2 separate regions of the Mus musculus genome follow, and region 2 is linked to region 1. Evidence: chromatin loops called from intact Hi-C (ENCODE). Cell type or tissue: gastrocnemius. All regions are shown on one strand. Each heading gives the region's core, and the rest is flanking DNA. Links, peaks and the distances in the headings are about the cores only.

What was found. Peaks named below come from ENCODE experiments on the same cell type or tissue, not always from the same donor. Only the 100,000 strongest peaks of a DNase experiment are listed, where the experiment ranks them.
Region 2: a loop joins it to region 1, with 2.4 times the contacts of the local background. A loop is called at or near these places in 3 of 42 quality-filtered maps.

The regions. Positions count from the first base shown.
Region 1 is chr12:76,948,819-76,960,293 of GRCm38, forward strand. It overlaps Max (Max protein), which reads right to left. Exons shown (of 4, transcript NM_001146176.1): 2 at 4,351-4,458. Among named protein-coding and RNA genes, the nearest start is that of Max, 7.7 kb to the right of the region's middle. In gastrocnemius, for the core only: no CTCF peak of the experiment used is centred there; DNase peaks (open chromatin) are centred at 6,114 and 6,421; H3K4me3 peaks cover 4,063 bases; H3K27ac peaks cover 6,761 bases.
Region 2 is chr12:76,896,073-76,907,547 of GRCm38, forward strand. It overlaps Fntb (farnesyltransferase, CAAX box, beta), which reads left to right. Exons shown (of 12, transcript NM_145927.2): 7 at 1,255-1,341; 8 at 10,873-11,002. Gm46358 (a long non-coding RNA gene) reads right to left here. Exons shown (of 2, transcript XR_001780630.2): 2 at 1-1,377. Among named protein-coding and RNA genes, the nearest start is that of Gm46358, 8.5 kb to the right of the region's middle. In gastrocnemius, for the core only: no CTCF peak of the experiment used is centred there; a DNase peak (open chromatin) is centred at 2,275; H3K27ac peaks cover 2,893 bases.

The DNA.
Region 1 (11,475 bases), core at 1,470-9,469:
CTGCTTATCATCCAATACTGTAGAAATAAGGAACTCAGCTGTCCGGGTTCTAAGTCCTGTTCTGCTATAGACTGGGTCATGACCTTGAACAGGCCCCTCATTTCTGATAAGAGTAGGAACAACAACAGTGATTGCCCAACAACAGTCAGCACCTCAAAAAAAAAAAACCTGCCTTTGAGACAGGACTTCACACAGCACAGGCTGGCCTACCTCACGGTTGCTGACTCAACTTTTGGTCCTCCTGCCTCTATCTCCTAAGTACTGGGACTACAGGTGTTCAGTGCCACTCCTAGATTACTGGTCTTTTCTGTTTGTCTTTCTTTTTAAAGAAATTCACGAGGGGTCAGTCTCTTGGAACTGGAGCTATAGAAGGTTGTGAGTCACCATGTGGATGATGGGACTTGAACCCTGTAAGAACAGCATCCCAAGTTTATAGTTAACCTCCCTCAAACTCCCAAGTGCTAGATTACAGGAGTTAGAGAAGACAGGCATTCTTCATGATGCTTATTTTATCATACAAATACAAGAAACAAGAAATAAATGGAGTTTGTGTCTTATTTTCAAGTTTTCTTTCTTGCCAGACTGCATGGTGACACATGTCATGTCATTCCAATATTTAGGAGGCTGAGGCAGACAGTAAGTTCTATGTCAACGAAGACTACCTAGGGGATTGCAAGCCCCAGCTAGGAGACCCTCTCTCAAAAGTAAATAAACAAATAACATGTTTCTCCTTGTGAGATAGTGGCTCAGGATTGCAGGCTAAGCACTTGAGGCTTAAGCACAATTATGAATTCTAATCACGCTATACCAAACTCTACATTAAATTTTTAAAAGACCATTTTTTTTCTTCCCAGGTTAGGATCCAATTGAATCAATATGAATTTTTCCTTCTGTATTTTAGAAAAAAGAAAAAAGCAAAGACAGAGGCATCTTAGTGATTTCAAGGCCAGCCTGATTTATATAGTAAGGTCCAGGACAGCAAGGGCTGCATATTGAGACCCTGTCTCAAATATAAATAAGAACGAAGTAAAATGTAATATAACGCTCAGGATGAAACTCATTTCTTTCATTATTTAAAGACACACACACAAAGCCAGGCATGGTGGCCATGCCTTTAGTCCCAGCACTTAGGAAGCAGAAGCAAGCAGATCTCATCTTGAGTTTGAAGCCAGCCTGGCTTATATAGTGAGTTTCATGAAAGCCAGGACTACATAATAAGACCCTGTCTCAAAAACCAGAACTCCCCAACCCCAGAAGAACAAAACAAAAACAAACAAACAAAACACACACACACATACATGGAACAGAAACAACCAAAAAAAAAAAAAAAAAAAGAGGCTTCACTTTTCCAAGTGAATCTATGGAGCCTAAAACAGGAAGATTACTATGAACTCAAGCCAGTTTGAGAGCCACAGAATGAAACTTTATCTCAAGAAACCAAACCTGGGGGGGACCAAACCTAACAAATAAACAAAAATCTTAAAAAAGGCTTGGACACATATCACATAATTGCAATGTTAACTGTAGAGTCCCTGGCACATAAGGGTGCTGACATCAAAGGAGACTCAGATCAAAGGCCTTCCTTCAACAATCTGAGCTGAGCTCTCCAAAACTCACACGGACATTCACTTCATGACCACTGACATGTCACAACCTTAACCATTGCAATTCAAATCAAGAATGAGTCAATTTCCTTTGGTTCCAATACGACATTTTAAGAAGATTGCGACATTTGGTGAGAAGTCAGTCTGAGAGACCGAAAGGTTGCAGACCTGAAGCCTCCCTGCACCTGTGAGCCTATTGGCAGACGGAAGGAAGAATAATGAAAAGTCCTGCCCTTCACACATGCAGAGGACTCTTTATGACTTACAAGGTTAAGAGCAAGCAGGCCAGGAAGGCCTCTGAAGTAAGAATGGCAGCTTGACACTGGCAGATTAGGGCTCTGTTGACTGGCTCACTAAATCTGGTTCTTGTTCCCAAATTTAAAAAAAAAAACAAAACAAAACAAAACAAAAAAACGACTAAACCAAATCCAAGCACTTAAGAAGTGGAGGCAGAAGATGAGGAATTCAAGGTCAGCCTTAACTATGCTGTAGGTTCCAGGTCAGCCAGAGATACAAGAAACCCCATCTCAACAAACATGCAAACACAAGAAATTACAATACAGGGCCTGGTATCATCCTCTCACCCACTCCTTATCCATTCTGGCCTGTTCGAGATTCCTCAACTGGCCTTCCTCCTGCCTTGAATGCCCAGAGCCAGACAAATAGTTCTTCACGACCATGAAATCTGCCCAAAGGCCATCTTGCCAATGGGATCTATCTGTTCCACCAACCGCCCCACCTTAATCTCCTCCATAGCGCATGCACATGCACATGCAAGCATACACAGAGTCCTGGCGATTCGGGAACTTAATATGTAGTCCAGACCAGCCTTAAACTAAAAAGATCCACCTGCCTTCCAATTGCTATGATTAAAGGTATCTGCTATCACCATGCCTAGCCAGTATTCCTAATTTTAGTGATTATTTAATTTCTATTATTTCCTTGCTAAAATAAAACATCTATTTTTGTTAAGAACAGTAGCTGGTGTGTGTAGACCCTGCAAGGATGTTTGCTGAATGGAGTAGGTGAAAGGACCACGGATGACAAACTACTCATCCCATCTGTAAGCTAGCAAAGTCAAACTTCAACTTCCTCAAAGAAACGCGGCAAGAGGACCTAGTATCGTAAACCTGTAAGGTGTTAAGGAAGAATGTAACAGCAAGGGAAGAGGCCAAGGAAGGAAGCGCTGCAGCTGTGGCTCGTGAGCTACACTTTCAGTGGTCTCACTCTTCAGAACTCCTCAGATGAGCCTGCCTGCCTGGCTTACCCCAGGAGTTCATGTGGCTCTGGAAGTGGGCGGGTCACAGCCCTCCCACTGAGAAGCACATCCCCAGCCCCAGGTTTAGATGAAGGCAGCTCTAGCCCAGAAGCTCACCAAGTGATGCTGACACTCTAGCATACGGAATAAGCACCAAGTGTCCGCAGGTCAGGTATGCATCAGAGATAAATCTCTTGCACAAAGGGTGCGTCTCTCAGTCATAAAGATTTCCTGTGGTGCTCAGTGTTATACTCAGGAATGCTGTTATTCCGGTAAGTACCTTGGTTCAAGGCCATTAAATCAAGTATATACCAAGTGGGCTTAACGTACAGCAAAATTCTGGCTTTGTAATACGGCATTCACATGGCCTATTTGTGTTTTCCTGTAAGCTTAGACTTACTCCATACTTCAACCACACAGAAGGCCACATTATAGACAAAATAGAAAACATAGCTTTTCAACTTTTTATAAACATGAAAAACGTAATCTTGGATAACAAAGCAAATTCAGGACACTTAGCAGAGAACCAAAGCAGTAAAGCCATTTGAAGCATACCTAGAGTAAACACCGTTTTATTAAATCGTGTTCCTTAAGCTAGGTGTAATGCTAACAGGCTAGATGGGCTGAATCCCAGATTCAGGCCAGTCTGACTATACAGTGAGGCTCTTTCAAACAAGCTGACCCAGGGGGCTACAAAAAGCAGCCTGTTGCTACACTGTGTCAAGGGTAGAACTAACTGTGCAAACAAATGTTTTTTTCTTTATTCTAAGGAGTGACCCTAACCCACAGGCTTTTGCTCAAAGCTTTTGGGTTTTGAAGCTAGAAACAGCTGGCTCCTACCTCTCCAGGGAAAATACAAGCTTCAAAAGGCCACCAGGAAGGATGAGAATAACTGCTTTATTCTCTCTCATATGAACATGTCTCACTTTTTTGGTCCACAGCTAACAATGCTCTTTACATATGTTGGGAAGAATATGTGTCAGAACTGAAAATCACTGGTGCCCAGGCAGTTCACAGACCTGCTTCAAAGTGTTCATTTACACCAAGTAAGTACTAATGTTGAACTGCACAAGAGAAATTCCCACAGAGGTTTAGGGTGTTGCTGGCCTGGGAGAATCTTTAGTGATCCCAAACTAATTATGGACCATGTTACATAGTACAGGATATAGTTATAGTAATGTCATGAGTGACTAATTTATTTGCTTAGCATGTACAAGGCCCTGGGTTCAAGCCCAGCACTACCAAATAAAAAAGGAATGGACTACAGCATCTCCAACTCTGAAAGGGATGTCCTGACAAGAGCTATTAGAGCTGACATTGCTTTTGCTAAAGATAATTAAGAATGTGTGGGGATCTTCCAAAGAATCAAAAAGAAAAGAAAAGAAAAAAGAGAGAGACCATGCCACCTGACTGTGTTTCTTTACAGAAGGGATGTTCTAGTCCGTTCCAAGCTGCTGATGGGCCAACTGGCTTTGTCAATAAACTCACCTTCTCTCCTTGGAGTGATGGGACTGAGTCCCGCAAACTGTGAAAGCTGTCTTTGATGTGGTCCCTACGTTTTCGTTCCAGTGCATTATGGTGAGCCCGCTTGTCAGCCTAGGAGAGTGAAGAAAGAGCATGTCAGGAGTGTACTTCTTTACAGGTGGATGCGGCCAAGCCTGGAAGTGTGTGCAGTCAGCGCTGTCCCTGGCAAGTGGACTGGGAAAATTTGTTGTGAGGTGGGTAGTTAGGAAGGAGTCTCCAGAATTAGGCTCTGTTAAAGGGGAGAAAGGGTGAGCAAGGCTTGCAACAGGAACATCCAAAGTAGCACGATGACTCCAGCTCATGCACAAGGAAAATCAAAGTTATTCAGGGACAAAGAGTGACTCTCCAGTGAGTGTCCCCAACCTACACGATGGAGCAGCTGCCAGTCTGTGGTTGGAATGTTACTAAGGGAAGCTCCAGCGGGCACTTCATAAGCTATGGTTACCTCTACCGTGAGACTTGGGGCGTGGGCTGCTTCTGTCCACAGGAAACCCATCATCCTGAGGCTCCGCTGACACCCTCCTGATAAAGGTCACTAGCATATCCTCTTATCAAGTCATACAAGAGAGCACCAATCCTCTAGAAAACACAGTTGCACCTGAGCTCATTATGGCAGAGCTGACAGACTGTCAATTACATTCAGTTTCCTCTCACACAGACTGAGCCAGAAAGGCAGTTCTTGGGCAGCAGACCTTCTGACCCCTACATGCTCTTGGTAAAGTCCCTCAGGCCCCTGCAGCAGGGCAGGCCCATTTGGCAGTTTTCTAAATACCCTAACCTAACCAGCCTTTAACCTTTCCTGCTTGGAATTATAAACAGTCAGCTGTTGGGCCAGGACTGCCAACCAATCAGGAAAGGAAAGAGAGCAGGGCACCGTGCTAAGGAGCTTCATCTCCCTCTGAACAGAACACAAGGACCTATTTCAGCAAAAACTTCACCACACCTACACTTCAGGCATTATAGACACACACACTCTTTGAGATTTTACCCTGACTAGAGCAGGCTGGGCTAGGCTAGCCTAAAGAACCTATGTACACATTAGAGTGACCTGGCCACTAAGCCCAGAGCGCCAGGAATTTTGAAAATGCAGCAACAAGAGAAAACCAAGTTAAATGCTGCTTTCAAAGAATCCTTGTACTAGAAAAGATGGTCAGACAGAATCAGACAGAGCCATGAGAAGAAAAGGACCTGAAATTCTTCTCCTATCAAATTCTAAAGTCTGTGACTCACTGAGGTCTGCACTTTTCTCCTGATCCCTAGGTGCCTATCTACAGTTGTTAATCGGCTACAAATCCCCATTACAGCCACTGTCCTGAAGGACTTGTAAAGTTAACCCTTCTCAAACCTCAGTTCACTGTTAAGCAAAATATTTTCTCAACTAGTTATATGGAAAATAGAAAAGGAATCTGAAAGGACAATTAAGCTTGAAAAACCAGGTACCTGAGGTTAGAGGATATTATACAACACTGGGCAAGATAACTACAGCCACCCTCCAGCGGCAGTGTGAGACAGCTTGAGGTAAACTGGCCTGTCACAATCCGTACCTGAGGAGCCCAAGAGACCTAGGACCAGCATTTGGCATGGACTAGACCTCTGGTGTTTACTCTAATTTCCAAGATGGTCTATTTACATGCAAATCAATTGGTCTTCAGCAGCAGTCCAAGATACTCCTGTCTACTAAATCACCCTGACTCCTGGCCCTCCTCCCAGCTTAAGAGCTGTGCACGGAAGCAGTGACCCCAGTTACCCACAATCCCTCCTGTTAATACAAATAAAATCCTAATTGTCTGTTTTCTTTTTGGGAGAACCCTAAAAATCCCAAGCAGTTAGAGCTAAGTTGGTCTTGGTTTCCTGTGGGCCTGTGCTGCAAGCAAGGAGCTAAGTTTAACCAAACAACAAAATCATCCCACAAGATGCACCACCCCCTCCCGTTTGCTGAGCACTGAAAGGACTCAGATGGACAACAAGTCGTTTGGTTGGAAGACTGTAGTGAACTTGGCCGTAGACCATGAGCAGAAATCTTGGCTTCTCATCTGGGGAGCCAGCCAAGTTAGAAGTTGGCTCGGCTACGAAAGGCGGCAGGCCACTGCCTGGTAGAAAGCCTGGGCTGGGGACTGTTGTTCTCCAAGCAGTGGATGGAATTTCTGTGGTGGTTCCAGACCCAATTTAACTAGCAGAACGGGGGAGTCTTAGAGCAAGCAATCCTGCCATGCCTACCCTCGGCTGTTCTGCCTAAACAGAGAGCCGCAAGGATGGACTTGTTTTCCCCTCCCCTGGCCTCATTTGCAAGCACACGTGAAAAACATGCCCAACTCACATGCCTAATTCCAGGCAACTCTGAATTAAGTGACATTTCCAGTGCTTACAGAGCATAGGAAAACTTGACACACCTTCACACAAGGCTGAGGGTTCTCTCTGCAAAGTATTTCTATGCTGAAGATGAAGCAGATACCCCCTAGCTTTGTGTGATGGGCCAATGGGAAGGCTATTATACTGTCTTGTTAGCCATCTTCTCTTGCTGACAGCTCTTTCCCAAAAGGCCAAGCTTTCAGAACTGAGGAAAGAAAAACCAGGTAAAGATCCTCGGCGGAAGGTGCTGGAGATCCTCCCAGGAGCTGTCTTTTTAAAGCAGCACAGCAATCAACAGCAACAGCGGAACAAAGCAATTCAGGTGAGTGTACACTCTCTTGCCTATACCGAGAAGTGTCTGGTCATGCTGACACTGGGACCGGTGGTACCCTTGTGGAATAGATCACAGAGGTCTTTTTGGGCGATGTCACAGGTTCCCAAATGACTCCCCTATACATCCTCAGGAGTAGATGCTGGACACTGCTTGCTCTGTAACACAGGATTTGCAGTTTCTGTCATAAAGCCCTTCTTCATCAGCATGTCCCAGACTAAGAGAAGTACTAGGGGCTTTGTGATACCAGAGAGTGGTCCACAGCTGCTCACCAGGAACTACAGTACCAAATTGCTTCCAGCTTTGATGTCTAGGCCAAGGCTTTTACTCAGTCTCAGCTGTAGTTCCACCAAACTTTTCCACGCTGGCAGACAGCAGCAAACCCGTCACCTATAATTTGTCCACCTCTCACACTAACAAGCATGTGTATCTTAGTGCAGCTCAATGTTGAAAGCAAGCTTAGTCGCTAAACTGACAGGACACGAAGCTAAGGAGACCCGTTCAGAATCGAGGCACTCTCTCCAGAGTATTTCCTTTCAACTTACTGCACAGAAAATGCATCTCCATTTACTCATCTCACCAATCAGCAACCCAACTTCCTGCGAGGCCTAGCATGGAGAAAGAAACACCTTACTGTAAAGATGTACAAGATTTTTCCAGAATGCCATTTCTTCCAAGCTGCCTGGCACCTAACTGTTCTACCATATAGGGGGAATCTTCTCAATGCCAATGTGGAGAGAACGTGTGTCGTCCTTAGTGGCTATTTAGTATATTTATTTTGAGAAATGTAATGGTGTCTCTTTAGACAACAGAGTCACAGGACTATCCAGCAAGCTTCACTAAAACACTAAGACTGCTGAATACAAAGGCTCCGAACTCTCACGCAGTACACGTATTACTTCTGTTTGGTGAATTAAATAAAACAATTCCTAAGCAACTCAAAAGTAACCTAAAAATTGCAACATGAAACAACAGGCACCTGAGATGAGATAATCTCACTAGTGTCTTTAGTAGGCAGATATTAACTCCAGGTTCCTAGCTCTTCTGTTTGAAGCCTACAGCTGATACACATTTCTGTCAATATATTTGCTTTTGAGGTTTCTACCATCTTTTGGAGTCTAAAAGAACCTGGGAACACTACAACCCACACGTGCCATTACACTAGCTGTTTAGCGGAAGGAATTCTTGGTTAGGACACGGAAGGCAGGCCTGATAACATAACACCTGTAAGCCCCACAGGAGGCTGAGGCAGGAGAATTCCTGCAGGGAGAGGGGGAGGCCAGGCTACATAGCAAAACCCTGTCATAACCCTCCCTTGTCCCCAAAAGAGATCAAATAGGGTTCCTAGATCAACTCTTTTATTCTGTCAGCCTTTTGACAAAGCAACACACAACCCTTAAAAACTTAGCACCGTCTTCTCTCTCACAACACGCGCAGGGAGGAACGCGGCTTTTACATCATCAGAGCAAGCGCTGAGCAGAAGCACTACAAGCACTACAGCCCTTGCAGCACTTCTGTCACAAGTTTCCTGAACCTCCAGAGTGGTCAAACTCCCTTCCTCCCAAATACACTTCAATCTCCAAAGAAGCAAAAAGCTGAGGAGTTAAAAATACTGTAAACCAGAAAGAACTAGAAGTGGAAGAGTGCAACCCTACTTTACACCTCCAGCCAGCAGAGCAGGTGCAACATGTTGGATTCAGCAGACGCGGCAAAGGACAGTACATAGAGAAAGGCCTCGGGTTTCTTGACCAGCTCAGGAATCCTACATTTCACATACACTTTCACTCTTTCCCAGAGAAATTATCCAAACAGAAATAAAGCAAAAGGAACCCCTTGCATAAAGTAACTGCCTCAGAAACTTAGTTTTAAAATACAACTTACTCCCCCACTCCACCCCCCAAAAAGTACTAGTGAGATTCTGCAATTATTAAGTTTAGTAACCAGTGTTCAGGGTGACTTCCTCTAACAGTTTGCTGCTCACTGGAGACTGCTTCCGTGTGCAGCACTCGTGTGCAGCACTCGGCAGATCAGTTTCACTTTCCACTGCCTCCCTCCCATACTGATCTGAATGGCCTGCACTCTTCACAAGTAAGATATTGTACTGACCGTAGGAACTATGATCATCTTTTCATGTTAGGACCCACAGAACATTTTCCAAATAACGTGTGTGTGTGTGTGAGAGAGAGAGAGAGAGAGACAGAGAGAGAGACAGAGAGAGACAGAGAGACTATCGCTCAGTTCGAACTCATGGTAATCCTCCTGTCTCAGTTATCCTGAGTGCTGGGATTACAAGCGTGAGCTTCCACACTTGGGTTCCAAATAACTTCTTAAAAGTTTTCCCGTAGTCCTAAACATGTGGTCGTTCACAGTCCACATTTCTTAAATGGTTTTCCAAAGATAAAATCTAATAGCTTCCCATATTTTAGAAAAAAAATTGTATTATTTATACTAAATTTTAAAAAGCAAATGGATGTATTCACAGGGATAATGGAGGAGTACATGTTCCCAGCCCGTCTGTGACAGTTGGACAATGCACCATCTATAATATACCTGCTTTGTCTGTCTATGCTATGATAAACTGCTACCAGAAAAATCTCAATAAATAAACATACTAAATGAAAACAAAGGGTCTCAAAGGTTCAACCTCCAGCAACAACAAAAATTTCACTGTCTATGTCCCAAAGTGAAAGGAAAAACCCAAAGCACCTTAACAACAATGACAAAAAAAAGTTAAAACATCTAGACAAAGTAGAACCAGTCTCATGGGAGTGGAAACAATAAATGTGCATCACCACCCAAGTGGATGCTTTCAAAAGCAGAAAGCCTGCAGGAACTGCTTATCATATCATAGAGTAAGAAAGCATCGCTCACTGAAAGGCAAACCTAATTCCAGCTCAAGGATGAGTCTTCAAAACAAGCCGTTCCAACCCTTGCCCCCTAACCCTCATCAAGTCCTGCAGCAGACCTTAGAACTAGAGACTTGGGGAGGGGGGAAAGAAGTTGCTTTGTTGTTGTTGTTTTGGTAGGACAGGTTCAAAAGAAAACAACCAAGTCCATAGTATTAAGACTAATAGGACCCAGGCAGGGTGGTGACACATTTAGTCCCAGCTGATTAAATCCCATTTAATCCAGGAACCTGAGGTGGACCGATCTCCCTGAGTTCCAAGACAGCTTAGATGCCTTTCCCTCTCTCTCAAGAGAGAGAGAGAGAGAGAGAGAGAGAGAGAGAGAGAGAGAGAGAGAGAGAATAATAGCTGAAAAACAAAACAAAAAAGGAATTTGACTTTCCGTGGAAGTAAGTATGTGTAATGCTTCATTAGGAAATAAAACATTATCTTCCACGAGGCTCTCAGAACAATCCTTAAGACCTCTGAGATTACTGCACTCAATCAACCAGCACTCAATAAATAAGGTTTTCTTAGTGTTCAGGCAAGCTGTACAATCTCTAACGAAGCACACATACAACTGAAGAACCTGCTTTTAGCCTGTGAATAGTAAGGTCCTACATCAGAGCTATCATTTGGCATCCTACAAACTTGTTCCCTAGAAAAAGAGACAAAGGTAGAGAGTTCTTGTTCGTGTGAGGCAGAATCTCATGCTGTAGCCCAGGCTGGAACTCATTCTATATCCCAGGCTGGCTTAAAATTCAGGGAAGACTCCTGCCAAAGCCTCAGAAGCCCTGGGCTTACATACTGGGCCACAAGCCTGGACTCTGTGTTGTGTATGTTAAGGCAGGGTCTCAGTAAATTGCTCGAACGTTTGATCCTCCTACCTCAGCCTCCCCAGTAACTGGGTTTACCGACCAGAACCACCAAGCCTAGTTGCATCCTGCAAACTCTACAAGTTCCTAAACAGCTGTGTCATATATCGTTTAAAAATCAGGTAACTAGAAGGTAGAGAGATAGCTCAGTGGGTAAAGGCACTGAGGTCAAACCTGATGACCCTAAATTCAATCCCCAGACCCATGTGTTTGAGAGAGAGAACTGAATCCAAGTGGTTCTTATGACCTTCACATGTGAGCCATCACATACACGTGACCACACAACACTCACACACACATACATACATACATACACACATACATACATACACACACACACACACACACACACACACACACACACACGTTAAGTAAATGTAATTAAAAAAATCAATTAAATAGGCTGAGGTTGAAGCTCCATGGCAGAGGGGTTGCACAGCATGCGAGGGCCCTGGGTTCGAATCCTAGCACAGTCAAAAGTTAAATGCACATAAACACACCCAAAAAAGTAATAATCTGTGTTTCAAGTATTTTAACATTTCTCATAAACTTTGAGGTTCCAGGGATAGGGCTCAGCCCTGAAGGAAACAAAAAGATCTGGCAGCACCGGGCAGCACCGATCACTCTCAGGTAGCAAGCAGCAGGGGCA
Region 2 (11,475 bases), core at 1,890-9,889, 52 kb before region 1:
CAGGATGCCTGCTGGCGCAGCTCAACCTCTGCTGTGCCTTTGGCCAGTGGAAGCCTGGCCGGTCATAAATGCTGATAGGACATTCAAGCCCGTGGCTTCTGCAGAGATTTCTATAGAATGCCTCAGTAAGGTTGGCTTCATGTTAAGTCTATACATAGAATAAGATGGGAGCCAAGCTTTCTTTTCCTTCCCTCTCCTGTTCCTTCTGAGCTCTTAGAGTCAGGATTTGTAAGTAGAATTCAAAGAAATAATTTTTGACTTTCCATGGTGGGTATTGGAAAAGACTGTATGAATGGGTTCCATGACAGGTGGAGAAGATGAATGTCCTGAGACTTATGACTGAACGAATAGAATGACAAGAGTATCTCAAATCATATTTTATTTTATTTTATTTGCTCATTTTCAGATAGCTGGAAATAGAGCTTAGTGGAAGAGAATGCTCATGGCGTGTGCACAGCCCTGAGTTAGATCCCCAGAACTACCCTGCCTTCCGGAAAGACAGGGCTACCTTCTTATGTTTTCCGTTTGAAACAGTATCTCATGTATCTCAAGTTGAGAATAACCTTGAACTTGCCATCCCCCTGCCTCTGCCTCTTGAGTGTTGAGATTAGGGCATACATTACCATGACCAGTTTTGCACAACTAGGGCTTTGTGCGTGCTTGGTAAGCACTTTACCAACTGAGCCATATCCAAAGCACTGTTCCTACTTTTTTTTTTTTTTTTTTTTTTTTTTTTTTTTGCTGAAAGGTGTGTTTCTGCGTATCTGATGACAACACTTGAAATCAGAGCTCTTTTCTCTAGAGGCATAAGGATGTACCAATTCCTGTCTCTCTTGTGTGGCTTGAGCAGCTAGTAGAGTGTGGTGGCCTGCTTCGGAGTGAGTTCAGACAGAGGTCCTGAGTCCGTAGCAGTGAGACATCCGAACGAACCTCATCAACACCAGATGAGATGTGGGAACCGTTGGTAGGTCTTTGGAAAAAGGGCTCAATCTATTTTTGAGATGAATTGATATGACCATCAATTCTGAGGCTGTAGTATGCCTGTGCGGAGACAGAGAATGCCATGTTCCTTCACTGAAGCCGTGTCGTGAGCAACTCCATCCAGACAGAATGTCACACCTCTCGGAGACCCAAGAAGAACAGCTGTGTGCCAAGAATGAGATGTGACTGCAGTAATGTACCCAGGCATTTTTCTGGGCCTCGTTCTGGCTTTTCCTTGGAGCCTAATGTGTTTCCCTGTTTCCGTCTTTGCAGGAGTGCATACTGTGCTGCCTCGGTAGCCTCTCTCACCAACATCATCACTCCAGACCTCTTTGAAGGCACGGCCGAATGGATAGCCAGGTGGGAGAAGTCACATGGTCCCCAGTCCCCAGAGAGCTAGCAGTCAAGAAACATAAAAAACTTGAAAGCCCAGAAGGGAATATAAAATTATAAGAGCTGTCTTAGGAGTTAGTTCTGTGCCCTTTATAAGTACCTGGGATTATTTTTAGACTTCCATTAATGCTATATTATAGTTTATATTGGCACAGATCAAAACCTTTGGTGAGTAGCCTTGGTGAGAGTATGTCTAAATTGATTAAAGCAGTTTGGCAATATCTCAAAACAGCCTTGCTTAGAAAACCCAGAAACTTCACTCCTACAGAAACTCACCCACGTGCATGAAAGAGACAAAGACTCATTTATAAGAACAAAACACTGGAAACAGGACTGGGTGTGGTGGCCCTCGGTACCCACAAGGTGATCACAGCATTCAGAAGGCCTTCTTTAGCCCCATCCTGAGTTTCAGGCTAGCCTGGGCTGTAAGAGAGCCTTTTTAAAATAGAAAACAGAAAACAAAAGGCACGTGTTTGTGTGTGTATATGTGTGAGTGAGTGTGTATTTATGTGGGGGTGTGTATGTGTGTGTGAGTATGTGTGTATTTGTGTGTGTGTGTGTATGTGTGTGTGTGTGTGTGTATTTGTGTGTGTGGGTGTATGTATGTGTGTCTATTTGTGTGGGGGTGTGTATTTGTGTGTGTGTGAGTGTATTTGTGTGTATGTGAGTGTGTATTTGTGTGGGGGTGTGTATGTGTGTGTGTGAGTGTATTTGTGTGGGGTGTGTATGTGTGTGTGAGTGTGTGTATATTTGTGGGGGGGTGTATGTATGTGTGAGTGTGTTTGTGTGTGTATATTTGTTTGGGGGTGTGTATTTGTGTGTGGTGTATATGTGTGTATTTGTGGGTGTGTTCTGGGTCACACCCCCACCTCCACCCCTGCTTCAGATCTAGACAGACTGCTCTCAGCTTGATACACAGCAGGCATCTACAAGCTTCCTTCCAGCATGAAATTCACTTCATTTTTCTGCTTTGTTGGAGCCCTGTTTTCTTATTATTCATTTTAATAAAGCATAATACTCCCAAAGTTCTTAGAAAAGGACACCTAGGAAATGTATTTTTAAGACCCTGCATGCATCTTTATTTGCAAGCCTGCTTGGTGGTCTGTCTGGTTGGAGATTAATAATTTGGCAGTGGTGTAGACTGATTTGTCTGTAAGCATTGCTTCGTTGTCTTCTGACTTTCCATGTCCTCATCAGTGGATCTGATTTCCACACTAACTAACAGTCTTTGAGGACACAGTAGAGAGATGGTGGTGCTTTGAGACTGAAACTGGGCATTCCCTGGATTTGGCTCTTCTTAGTGCTTTGTTTCTCAGTTGAGAGATCCCATCTTTTTATTCCTTCCCAGTATGCTCTTCTTCACTTCTGTGGCAAACACGTAATTATATCTGCGTACAAACCCTTGGGGAGCCAGTGCAGAAGCGCGTGCTGGTCCCTACTGCTCCAGAGCAAAAGGCAGAAAGATCCATTGAATCCAGGAATTCAAGACCAACAAGTCTGGGCAATATAGTGAAGCCCTGTCTCAAAAGGGTGGTGTGTATGTGGTTCAGTTATTAAGCACACTGCCTGTTCTTCCAGCGGTCCAGGGTTCAATTCCCAGCAACCTCATAGTGGCTCACAGCTGTATGTAACTTGATTTCTGGGAGATCTAATACCCTCTAAAGGCCTCCATGGGCATGTGGTAGTACAGGTATGCATGTTAGGCAAACACACATACATGTAGAATAAAATAATCAAATAAAAAATTTAAAACCCACGTGTAGGTCTTTTCAGCCTGTGAGTATCTTGAAATAGACCTGTCTCATTTTCCTGGGTATTGGTGAATTGAATGGCTTTAGATGGTGTCCTAGACATGGTGGCTGGTGTATTGTCGTGAATGGATTCTGTTAGATGGCTTCAAAGGATGTTTTTGTTTTTAGCAGACAAGCCACTTAGTCAGATTCCCACTGTAAACTTCAAACAGTGCTCTGCCCTGCCGTGGGTGGCAGCTCAGATCTCAGATCGGTTTTGATTCCAAGCTGCTCGGTTTGCCCAGTGTATGTACTTTCAACGGAGAAACTTGAGCTCAATTGGGGTTTTTCCATCTCTGACTCTTCCTGGCTTGTCCTCACTTTCTAGTAGCCTGTTTTTTCCTGCTAAAGATGGTGGCTTTCTATTAGATTTAGTTGCCCTGCCCTGCCCTAAGACCCAGGCTGCCACTGCCACCACTAGGGTACTAAGGTCATCCCCTGGGCAAACCAGAAGGAAAAAAGAAGAGAAAGACAGGGTTGTATAGAAGGGGAGCAGCGCTCTGCAGTTGTTGGCTCTCAGTTTTAATGCCACGTTGCACTCCCTGTGCCTTTCCTTAGTCGGCCAGGCCTTGGAGATGTTCTGCACTGCGTAGGAGTGTCCAGCCCAGTCTTCAGGTGGACTTATTGCCAGGACACTCACGGAACATGGGGATCTGACTGAGCCAGTCTATTTATCACTAGCTTTGTGCCTTGGACACATCATTTCATTTCTTTGTGTAGAATGATGGGATGTTAAATTGTATACACATCTGGAACACACCAGATTCAAGCGAGTTAGCCTGTGGTGGTAACTGTAGTGCCTGCCTGCCACCGTGCCAGGCCATCAGGACACCCAGTCGAGAACCTTTGTTGGTGCTGTGTGGAAACATCCTGATGGTGAATCTTGGTGTGGATCAATTTCCCTGTGTGGTAGGCACTCAGCAGGACTCTCATTTGCAAGCACACATTTCAGGACCAAGAAATCACCTTGCAGTATTTTTTTTAGCAACTTCTTTATTTTTGAAACAAGGTATCAGTGTGATCCCAAGGCTGACCAGTACTGTCGGCCATCTTGCCTTAGTTTCCTGAGTGCTAGGATTATAGGCATATGTCAGCATAACACGGCTGCTTTCCCAGCATCTTTTACACAAGTATTAACCTCATCTTAAAAGACTTTTATCAAATTTGTTCTTAGACAGTTTGTACATATTTATAGTGCATTCTGACTACTGTCACCCGCCCTCTTCTATCCCCCCCACCTCTCTTATCTCCACCCCTCTCCTATTCCCCACCTTCTCTCCAAGTCCCTTTCCCACATTGATGTCTTTTTTGTTTTGTGACTCGGTGAGTTTTCCCAGGGTCGTCTGTGTGACCACAGCTTTGGGGATATCCACTGGGCTCCTCAATAGGTACAGAATCCATCAGTAACCACTAGTTCAGTTGGGAGGGGTAGGGCCTGGTAAGCTCCTCCCTGAGCCGAGCCATGACATAGCATTGCCCAGTCCTGGGCAGGTCCTGTGAGATCGTGACTGCAATGGCTGTGCCTGCCTCTCAGCCGCCCTCAGAGGGTCTCTGAGCTGTAGAGGGGCAGCATCAATGTCCTATCAAAGAAAGAGTGCCCCACACGTATTCCCAGCACCTTGGCCAGCCGTACATGTCTGCATTCACCACCACTAACCAAGACCTTTTGTTTTGTTTTTTTTTTTTGGTTTTTCGAGACAGGGTTTCTCTGTGTAGTCCTGGCTGTCCTGGAACTCACTTTATAGACCAGGCTGGCCTCGAACTCAGAAATCTGCCTGCCTCTGCCTCCTGAGTGCTGGGATTAAAGGTGTGTGCCACCACGCCCGGCTGACCTAATGGCTTTTAAAGCCCAGTGGGGGTCTGTTCTCTATCTTAACTTTTCTTGTGTTTTCCAAGAGCTTGCCTAACCATTTACCCTTTCATCCTTCTGCTGTTTTATTCTCCAGTTTTATTTTTAATTTTCCAGAGTTTGGTTTTTCCCCCTGAATACTTATTTTTTATATTCTCTGCTGCTCCACTTTGTCATCTTTGCTTCCTTCACACAGTATTATCTAAGATACAACTGTAAGGGGCTGCAGAGATGGCTCAATGGCTAAGAGCCCTAGCTGCTCTTCCAGAGGCTATGGGCTCGACCCCAGCACTCACATAGCAGCTCACAACCTTCTATAATTCCAGTTCCAGGGGATCTGACTCCCTTTTCTGGCCTCCACAGGGACTGCACATGGTATACAAGCAAACATGCAGGCAAAACATCCATACACAAAAAATAAATAAAACTTCAAAATAAGATAAGATGCAACTTTAAGCAGTTTTCTTCTGGGCCCAGCTTGTCTCCTCCCCATTGCCTTTGAGGCTGGGTCTCTCTTCCATATGGAGATGCGCCCCCTGCATCTGGTGCTTAGCAACCCTATTCATGCTGTGTCTGATACTGAAAGGCTGACAGAGCCTGCACCCAGGCTGAGTTAAGACCTAGCTGGTTTTCAGGGAATTCAGTATCTCTGAGGGCTTTGTTCTTGAGCTTTCAAATTCCTGCCTAGGGTGTGAACCTTGCAGGCTTCTTATGAATTACAAGTAGGGAAAAGGTGAGGTGTTTGGGCCCTGAGGTGGCCTCCCACTGATCCCTTCTTTCTGCTGTGGAAGCTGGGATTCAGCACCCTCCTCCCTTTTGGTAGAAGCATGGATTTTAGAGATAGATAGACAGACAGACAGACAGACAGGGAGAGACAGAGGGAGACATAGAGGCAGAGGAAGGGAGAGGAGAAAGAAGAGAAACAGAGAAGAAAGAGGGAGAGAGAGTGGAGACTGGGCCTGGCATGGGGTTTTGAAACCTCAAAGCTCATCCCCTGTGACACACCCACTCCAACAAGGGCACACCTCCTAATCCTCAAATAGTGCCACGCCCTGGGACTAAACATTCAAGCATTTGAGTTTATAGGGGCCATTCTTACTTAAACCATCATAAAAATCAAGCATGTTCCTGCTTTTGGCTGCTGCTGCTTCTCTGCCACCAGCCCAGAACGGAGGTAGGTTTCTCTAACCAGCTGGTTAGGTGCTGTTAGCCTCTCTACTTGTCAGTCAGCTTTTAGGATTTCGCTATTGCTAGCCTGTGCTCATGTCATCTCCTGCTGTCTTTATCCTGGCTGTTTATGCATTTAAATCCTCTTACTTCTGTTTTATTGGGCTATTGCATTCAGTTCTTTGTGTTGTCCATTATTTGTGTTTGTGGGTGTGGGTGTGTGGAAGACAGGGTCTTTGGCAGCTCAGGCTGGGTTTGAATTTGCTATATAGTTGAGGCTGGCATGAACTCTGATTTTCTTCCATCTATCAGTGCTGAGATTACAGGCATGCGCCACCATGGTCATTTCCTAAGAGTCTTATTAGCTGAAGAAAAGCAAGGCGCAGAGAGGGTATATCATATGCTCCTGTTTGTATAAAACCACGGGAAGGAAAGCAGAATATATGTCTTTAGTATATGTGTGTGGTGTGTGTGCATGTAGTGTATGTGTGTACCATGTATGTACTGTATGTATATATGTATGTGTATATAGTGTATATAGTGTGTGGAGTATGTGTGTGTAGTATGTGTGATGTGTGTGTGAACGAGACACAGAGGAGACAGACTGAGGCACAGAGACTGATAGGTCTCTGCTGGTCATGGGAACTAGGGGTTGAGAATGGGCAAGAAGTTTCTTTGCAGTGTGTATTCTTTCACACTCTTAGGAGTATAAACTGTTTTACTATTACCTTTTGCAGCCGAAGCAAAGATTAGTTTAGCAGAGAAAGGAACTTGATCTCCCTTGCAAACTTGTCACTCGCCTTACTTTTCAGATACGAGTGCTTTCTCTAGTCCAAGTAGCCAAGTGCACTGGCAATCTAAAGTGAGGTTCGTGTTTGGGTGGTGATGGAGGTTGAGGGACAGACAGACAAGAGCAGTCTGCTCTGAGCATGTAGCTGGTTTCCCTGAGCCTGAGTTATCTCAGAAGAAAGCCTGTGGGCTCTCCAGACTTCAGGCCTCTCTGGGGAGGGGTTTGGGGGTCCTGTCAGCTCCTGGATGAAGGCCTGTTCACCTGTGCTGTTCCACTGTGGCAGAGGAGAAGAGTGACTTTAGGAAATGCATCGTGATAGTGTCACTTAAAAATACATTTAAAATTCAGGGCTAGGGAGAGGGCTAGTGGTAGAGTACTTGGCTTGCATGAGTGGGGCCGCTGATTCAATGCCAGCACACATCCAGGTGCTGCACACATGCACACACACAGACCTCAAAATGACTTCATAGGGGGCTAGAGAAATGGCTCAGCGGTTAAGAGCACCGACTGCTCTTCCAAAGGTCCTGAGTTCAAATCCCAGCAACCACATGGTGGCTCACAACCATCTGTAATGGGATCTGATGCCCTCTTCTGGAGTGTCTGAAGCTACAGTGTACTTACATATAATAAATAAATCTTTAAAAAAAATGACTTCATAGATAAAACATGCTTGTTATAGGGAGGCAAAGAAGAAAATCTGACTTCCTTATAATCTACCACCATGATACCAGCTCTCCGAGTTTCATTCGCTAGTGTTGTGATAAAATATCCTTATAGAAATCAGTGCGTGGGGGGTTGCTTTACTTCAAGAGTCTAGGATACATCACAGAACAGAAGTAAGTAGAGGGAACAGGAACTTGCTAGGCCGGAGCAGAGAGAAATGAGTGCGCTCTTGCTTACTAGTGCTCAGCCCTCTTTCCACTCTTACACAGTTCAGGACCTAACGCAGGATATGGCACTGCCCATATCAGTTAACGCAATCAAGGCAGTCTCCCTCAGACATGCGAGCGGCTGGGGGGGGGCAACCTCCTCTAGACACCCTTCACTCACACTATTCTCTCCAGTGAGTCCACACTGTGTCAAGTTGACAGTTAAAAGTGACCATTATAAATTTTTGGTTGTTGATTTTGTTTCTTGAGACAGGGTCTCACTATGTAACCCTGGCTGACCTGGAACTCACAAAGATCCACCTGCCTCTGCTTCCCAAGTACTGGGACTAACAGCATGTACAACATGCCCAGCCTCAGACTTTTTTTTTTTTTTTTTTTTTTTTGGTTTTTCGTGACAGGGTTTCTCTGTATAGCCCTGGCTGTCCTGGAACTCACTTTGTAAACCAGGCTGGCCTCGAACTCAGAAATCCACCTGCCTCTGCCTCCCCAGTGCTGGGATTAAAGGCGTGCGCCACCACACCCGACCTTTTTTTTTTTTTAATGTATATTCTTCCAGAGTTCTGGAAAGTCAGCCATACAGTACACTGTTGTTTTCTAGCATTCATGTAATACCTGAAACATTTTCATAACTCCGTAGCACTACTTAATGAGCAGGTGATGGTCTGTTGTAAGATGCAGCATGTTTATATCTCAGCCTCTGCTCACACACATCTGAATTTTTAAGTTGGCCTGACACTCTGCTCTCAAATATGGGGTTGTAGCAAACATGTAAGGTCAGTTCTTAGAAGTGGCCCTGTCCTGCTGACCCACAGGTGATGCATGGGCTGGGGAGGTGGCAGGAGACCCAGCACTTGCTGTGCAAGCGTGAGGACCAGAGTTCAGCTCCTCAGAGCCATGTAAACTCTGGGCAGTCATGGCGGCTGCCTGGAATCCCAGCACTTGGGTGACAGAAACAGAACATATCCTGGGCAAGCCTGCCCCCTAGACTAGCTAGAAGCAGCAAGCTGCAGGTTCAACAAGAAACTACCTCTGACTGGGTAGTGGTGGCGCACACTTTTAATCCCAGTACTCAGCAGGCAGAGGCAGAGGATCTCTGTGAGTTCGAAGCCAGCCTGGTCTACAGATCAAATTCTTGGACAGCCAGGGTTACACAGAAAAATTCTGTCTTGAATACCACCCCTCGCCTATCCCCCCAAAAAAGAAAGAAACTACTTCAATGAATAAAGTAGAGTCTCATATGCAGCTCTCGATGGACTGAAACTTGCTGTGTAGACCAGGCTGGCCTGTAGCTTAGAGATTAGTCCTAGGTACTAGACTAAAACATCAGATAGTTTAAGTATATGGAAAATTCTAAAATTTAAAAACAAAGTTTATTTTTTTAAAGATTTATTTATTATTATATCTAAGTACACTGTAGCTGTCTTCAGACACACTAGAAGAGGGCATCAGATCTCATTATGGATAGTTGTGAACCACCATGTGGTTGCTGGGATTTGAACTCAGGAGCAGTCAGTTCGCTTAACCACTGAGCCATCTCTCCAGTCCTCACAAAGTTTATTTTTGAGCAGTTACAAGCTGGGCACAATCTTATACTTAGGGGGTTTATCGTTGGTATTGTTTGTTTTTGTTTGAGAGAGGATCTTACTCTGTGGCCCAGGCAGTCCTCCTGCCTCGGCCTTACGAGTTCTGAAATTACAGCCGTGAGCTATCACACCCAGGTAGTTCCAGTCTCTGTGAAGCTGACGTAGGAGGATCACTTGAGCCCACCTGGACAACAGAGTTGCCAACAACATAGCTCAAAGTGTGTGTGTGTTCATTACAGAAGTTTTAAGCCATGCAGCCTGGTAGTGTGGGTTCGTATTCCAGCTATTCCAGAGGCTAAAACAGGAGAATCCCAAATCTAGGTCTTGCCTGGACTATAGAGTGAGTAATGCAAGGCCAGCCTGGGCAGCTTAGGGACCTGACCTACTTCCAAAAGCAAAAAGCAGGCTGAGATGTAGCTCAGTGGTAGAGTCCTTGCCTAGCATGTACAATGCCCTGGTCTAATCTCCAGTACTACAAAAAAACAAAACAAAAACAAAAACAAACCAAACCAAGCCAAACCAAACCAAAAAACCAGCAGACAACCCAGATAGCTGTAGCAGGGTGCCACACATCTGGATCCTAGCACTTGAGTGGCATAGAGGTCAGGCCAGACAGGGGTCCTCTAGGAAATTCAAGACCAGCCTGGCTACATGAAACAAACAGAAACAGGAAACTGGAAATCAGAGGGACGGGTGTGGCCCAGCGTGTGTCAAGTCCTGAGTTTGAGCTCCAGAGCTAGGGTGAAAAGGAAGAAACTAGACAAAAGTGAAAAGGCACTCACCAATAAACTTGTACTTGAAAATAGCCAGAGATAGCAGTTATTTTTCTACTTCATGTTAACTTGCTGACTCTGCTACATATACTACCCTGCAGCTTTTCCCATGAGGATTGACCAGTGCTACTCCATTTCTTATGTGAGTGGACAGTTTCTAAATCTCCAAGGCCTACTGGTTTTGTTTTCTAGGAAAAGGAATCTGCTAACATTAGATAAGGGGCTAGGGAGGTAGTTCAGCCTATAAAGTGCTCTGTGCAAGCAAGAGGACCTGAGCCCAGTACCCATGTGAAAAGCCAGACATACTTGTAATCCCGGCACTGGGGAGGGGGTTTGGGGATCCCTAGGACTCATTGATTCCCCAGGATCTAGTGAGAGACTCTGTCTCAAAAAAAAACCCGTGGCTAGCCCTCCTGAGGAACAGCACCCAAAGCTGACTTCTGACTGCCATATGCACGTGCACACACACACACACACACACACACACACACACACACACACACATGCAGCCAAGGTAATAAATCAGCACAGCTCTATCCATGGTGCTACCATCTTATGCTTTAATCAGAGCCGACTTATTCTCTGCCACCAGAATATGGTCAGGACGCCTGTCCCCGTCCCTGCACTCTCCACATCTGCTTCTTTTGATCTCTTAGGTGCCAGAACTGGGAAGGCGGCATTGGTGGGGTGCCAGGGATGGAAGCCCACGGTGGCTACACCTTCTGTGGCTTGGCTGCGCTGGTTATCCTCAAGAAGGAACGTTCTTTGAACCTGAAGAGCTTGCTAGTGAGTAGCTGTTGCACCACCCTCTCCCCGAGCCTAGGACTGGTGATGTGACTCGATCTCTGGGACCATGGGGAAGTCTGGTGATGGGAAAGGAGGGCTGAGCTCAGGCACTGAGCGCAGATGGAGCCTCAGGTGTGGTTGCTGGTGTCTGCCCAGCCCTGAGTCAGCAGAAGGAGCAAACAGCTGCCCTCGGTCTCAACTCCCTTCTCCTACCTCTCCTCCTGCCTGTTTTGAAGTTTCTGAACAGACCCAGAGTGGACTTGAGTCCTCCACCCACCACCTGGAATGAGCCATTGTACCTTTGCCCCAAGAATAGCAATGGTCCCACAGGATTCACTATTACCATGTGTCTTAGAATCACCTAAGAGAAGAGGCTCTCAGAAGAGCTTTGAAGCATTTAAGAGCCAAGGATTTATTACCTGTGAAAATTCCATATCTGCATTCCAGCAAGTTCCCCAGGCAGAGCTGGGAAA